Regions from separate parts of the Homo sapiens genome. Here region 2 is linked to region 1. Evidence: chromatin loops called from intact Hi-C (ENCODE). Cell type or tissue: gastrocnemius medialis. All regions are shown on one strand.

Region 1 (2,500 bases):
GCTCCTGTTTGTTTTCTCTCATGGTTTTCTCCTCTTTTGCTTGTGACTCTTTTCCTCAATGCCTCCCTCCCCACTCATGCCAGGCTCTTTCTGGTGCCCTCAGTTACATAACACCTGGTAATTGGTTTTAAATCTGGTCTGGAAACCACCCACAAAAGTAGGGGTGCACCCAGCTACCTGCAGGTTATCCAGGAGTCTGCTATGAGGGAGTGCTACCTAGTTTGAGAAGATAAAATAAAAACCGCTTGGCTCAGTGTTGGATTCTGAAGGAAATAGCTGGGCTGGGTGGCTCTAAGAGTTTGCATTCTGTGGCCACGGCTTTTATAACAAATGCACCATTTTAGCTACCTGAACTTAGCTGACTTCAGTTTGTTATTAGGAAGGCTTTTAGGGGCTCACACGGCAACAGAGAGCTCGTCTGTGTTTGCTCGGGTGAGAGAGAAACATCCACTCTGAAGACCCAGTCCAAGTTTATCCATTGTAAGGAATAACAGGAAGTCTTACTCTTACTGAGCATTTGCAAACCCAGGTCCCCAGATGGGAGACAATCCTCCATGTGGTGGCACCATGGCAACCACACATTCCTATTTGATTGAAGAGTATTGCATGTCACATTCTTTTACCCGGGCAGCCACCAGTACTGAGCTACCTCAGCACCTTCCCAATACAAGTAGTCTTCCCTTATTTGTGGTTTTGCTTTCTGTGGTTTTAGATACCCACGGTTAGCTGCAGTTGGGAAATATTAAACGAAAGGTTCCGGAAATAATCAATTTATTAGTATTAAATTGCTCACCATTTTGAGTGGGGTGATGAAACCTCTTGCTGACCAGCCCGGGATGCGAATCCTCCCTTTGTCTAGTGTATCCATGCTGTACACGCTATTCACCCGTTAGTCACTTAGTACCATCTCAGGGTTCAGTAGAATCCAGTTTCAGGCATTCACTGGGGGGTCTGGGATGTTTTCCCTTCGTATAACGGAGGCCTGTTGTAATCAGCATCACTGAATAACTTAATAGATATTTAGTTCATCAATAAACTACCAATTTTAAGTGACTTAAAAATATAAACATAGTAAAACATTGAAAAAAATTAAATTTTATCAGAAAAACAATTGTTTTATTTTATAATCTTTTACCAAGGAATTTTGCTCACTTCAAGGATAGATAAATCTTGAGTCTTTGGCCTTCCTGCTGTTCTCTGTGAGTCTGATGGGCTGATGTCTCACTGGAGGGTTCAGAGCTCCTTCAGATCACATGTTGGTAAGGATATTGCCCTTCAAGGCTGGAAGGCAGGATGAGTCAACCTGGGAAGTCGGGCCAGTGGCCTCAGAATACACTGCTTGTGTTTACCCTGGAAAGTGATATCATCTGTTGCAGCATTTGGGTGTGGTGTTGAAAGGTCCAGTCGTGGCATTGACTTTGTTTTCTAAAGAAAATCTTCAGGCTCTGGGGAAGGGTCGAAGTCTGAACAACAAAGCCCTTGCCCACATGGTCGGCCCTCTTAAGAAATTCCGACCACTTATCTTTGATCTTAAGAATCTCCACACCTTGGCTTTGAATGAGAGAGTTAGGTGGCTCACAATACTGATTATATTACTGGGATATGCTATTTACTTAGGTCCCTTAAATCATACCATTATTCTTCGTCGGCATTAGAGTAAGGAAACAATATTTTTATCTCATTTCTCATTTTACTAATGTGTATGGGTATTTTCCTCTTCAATAGACTATTTAAGTGGGGGGAAAAGCAGTGTTTATAGCTAGAATCCACTTCTTTGAACAGTGCTCTCAAAATAAGCACATTCAGTGGCTGAAAGTTGATAGTATTGAATATTCTCACCATTTCTGTCAACACTAAATGAACATCGGGAGATATTATTTTGGCCAGCAGTTACTCTGTGTGAATAAACAACATGCAGGCTGTCATTTGGATGCTGCCTCCCTTGTTCAAGTAGCTATACCCTTTCTTTATATCTGTCTCTCTCTCCTGAAACAAGACTTGATTAAGTGAATAAAATTTAATTCTGGAGACTAGGTTTTTAATGATTAAAATTACAGAAATTTTTCAAGCACTTCTTCCTCATATATACTAAGAGTTGATTCATATTCATTATGTCTGTATTATGTAATTATATATAATGTTTTTTCTGTCTTTATTGATACATAATAGTTGTACATATTTGTGGAGTACATGGGATCTTTTGATACATACCTATAATGTATAATTATAAAATTAGGGTAGTTGGGATAGCCATCACCTGAAACGGTTACCATTTCTTCGTGTTGGGAACATTATAATGCTTTTCTTGCAGCTATTTTGAAATATACTATAAATTCTTATTAATTATGTTTGTTCTACTGTGAACACTAGAACTTATTCCTTCTTTCTAACTGTATTTTTGTACCCATTAACCAAGTTCTCTTCCTCTCTGACTTCAACACTTCCCAACCTCTGGTAATCACCATTCTACTCCCCACCTCCATAAGTTTAGCCTTTTTAG
Region 2 (2,500 bases), 120 kb after region 1:
AAGTGAGGAAATAGAAATAGAGACGGACAACTCCTTTAAGAAACTTGTCTCTGAAATAAAGGACTTATGTCAGTAGTATCTGGAGAAGAAAATAAGTGGTGGGATGGAAATACTATACTGTACCTTCTCTTATTTGTCATAATACTCTCTATTTCAAGGTCAGCACTAGCTAGGGCTAGCTCTAGGATTACAGAATTAAATGAGTAAATCCACATTGGCTTGATGCATTCTCTCTTGTGTGGTTATGTGGCCTTTCATTCTCGGTGTTTTTATGAACACACATACACACATATATATATACACACATATCTATATGTTAATATAGAAACTATATATATGTAGATGACCTATCTATCTAGCCCCTCTACTCTGAAGAGAACATATTTAGAAGAGTATATCAGCAAAGTTTCTAGGTTGATCCATATGCAGATACCCTAAAGTGCCCCTGGGATACCCCTAGCTATCACAGAATACTGGAGCTTTTGCTGAAGAATGCCCTAGTATAAGACATATAATACCACCAAGGGCTGCAAGTCTTCCTTCTGATATGATTCAAACCGTAGGCTATAGATGTAATTTCTTTCAGTGGCAGAAAAGTTATTCAAAGCTTTATTTGAACATGCCTTGGGTTTCAGCTTTAGGAGGTACAGAGTGAGAAAGTGAATATATTTCAGTTTCAAAATCTAGTTATCAACTATGTCAAGACACATAATTGCTCTATATTTAAATTACTGCCAATGATTAGCAATAACCTACAATCTCCTTGACATTTCTGTTAAGTATATTCTATGGTTTCTAAATAAAACCTACCAACCTTAGGACACATAGGTCAAGGAAATTTTATAATAAGGTCTCAATGATAAGATTATTTGCTCTAGAATCCAGCAGCCAGCTGAGCAGAGTACATATGTCAAACTATTTCCTCCCATTGGCCTTTGGTTAAGGATGGAGTGTTTTGTTTATAAGATACTTTGGGCTTTAAGGAGAACTATAGAACTATATCTGTTCTAAACTAGAAGTTGTTATAAATCATGATCTTCATTTTACATTGCTTAATTAATAGTGTGAGAGATTTAAGAGACATAGGTAGTTGTTGCTATTGAAAGTAAACTCTGACCATTTCCTAATTTCTTCTTTTCTGATTCTTCTCAAAATATTCACACTTTTTAAATATGGAAAGGTATTTTATACACAGAAAAGGCACTGTGTCAGACAAAGGGTCTGGTGCCTCAGCTTCGCAGCTCTTCCTAGAAATCCAAGATTGTTTTTTTTCCTAGGACTAGGAAGCCAAAAGTGTCACACGGTCAAAAATGCTTCCATCTACTGGTGAAACTCAGGAATACACTAACATTTCCCTGCCTGAAATGGTTAGTTGAGGACACAAAGCAACCCAAAGCGAGCGGAGCTTGGCCATGGAGCTCAGAAATTCAAAATAGTCAGTTCTTGCTGATGGTGAAGGTAAGTTCCAATCAACAAGCAGGCTATTCAGAGAGATGAAAGGAGGAGCAGGGGGTAAGATTAGAACTCTGGTTCCCCAAGGCTCTGTTCATGTATTCTCTCAAGGCCTTAAACCAGAAATGGAATGGCTCCAGAGGTCAACTGACCTTTTGCCTAATGTCCCCTAGTTGGGTCAGTTGCTCCCTCACAGTCAGTCACTTTAATTCATTCCTGTGGGTGAAAATACATGACTGTTTCCCTTTCTAACAGTCACAGAGGGTTGACTTGCCATGGTGAGCAGTCGCCAGATAGGACAATGGAATTCATCTCATTCCTGTGATGACTTTAGATATGAAATGCCAGGCTGCTTGGCCTAGGGGAAGGTGCTGTAAGTTATAGGCACTAAAGCCAACTCTCCCAGCCCCCTCTGCTCCTTTTGACAGTCTCCCTCTTGGGCTGTGATCTGGCTGAATTAATTCATAGCTGCCAGTTATGAGGACTTTATCTGCATTGTTAGCATTCCTTCTAACCTGCAGCCTCTGTTCATTTAATGATTATCTGATGGGGATTGATATTAAGTGAAGAGGAATGTTCAAATCACGCTGCCTTTGGCAAGTGGGAACTAAAATAACAGAATTTCAGTTTAGGAGGGAAATATTTGCTCACTAATATGAAATTTTTCTTAGTAGGATTGTGGAATGGAAGGGAAAATTCCAGAAAAATATTCTGGCAAAGCGGACTTGAATGGATGGTTCTCCAGTACTTTATTTATTTGGCCAAAAGATGAGGAAAAAAAGCAAAAAAGGAGGCAAAGAATAGGTAATATAGGAATAAACTTCTCCTAGCCATTTTTGGCCATTTTAGGCAAATATTCTCTACTTAGTCTCACTATTAAACTCAATTATACAATGTATTTGCATTAAACTAATTTTAGCAAGCGATAGTAAGAGTTTTTAGAAGACTCAGCTTTCAAAGAGGAGTTTTCTTAATGGACATATTTTTAAACAGATTTCTTGAATTCATAGCTTTCTCTCCAGAATCTCTGACAGGTGAGAGAGCCTCT

The links. Hi-C counts contacts between places; a loop is a spot of excess contacts. Peaks named below come from ENCODE experiments on the same cell type or tissue, not always from the same donor. Only the 100,000 strongest peaks of a DNase experiment are listed, where the experiment ranks them.
Region 2: it touches region 1 in a loop (1.8-fold over the local background); 1 of 110 quality-filtered maps calls a loop at or near these places.

Annotation. Positions count from the first base shown.
Region 1 is chr15:38,867,177-38,869,676 of GRCh38, forward strand. It overlaps a transcript of LOC105370777 not described here. Among named protein-coding and RNA genes, the nearest start is that of LINC02694, 170 kb to the left of the region's middle. In gastrocnemius medialis, no CTCF peak of the experiment used is centred here; a DNase peak (open chromatin) is centred at 1,315.
Region 2 is chr15:38,990,008-38,992,507 of GRCh38, forward strand. The region is part of intron 2 of LOC105370777 (a long non-coding RNA gene); the gene reads right to left. Among named protein-coding and RNA genes, the nearest start is that of LINC02915, 260 kb to the right of the region's middle. In gastrocnemius medialis, a CTCF peak has its summit at 1,349 (motif pointing left); no DNase peak of the experiment used is centred here.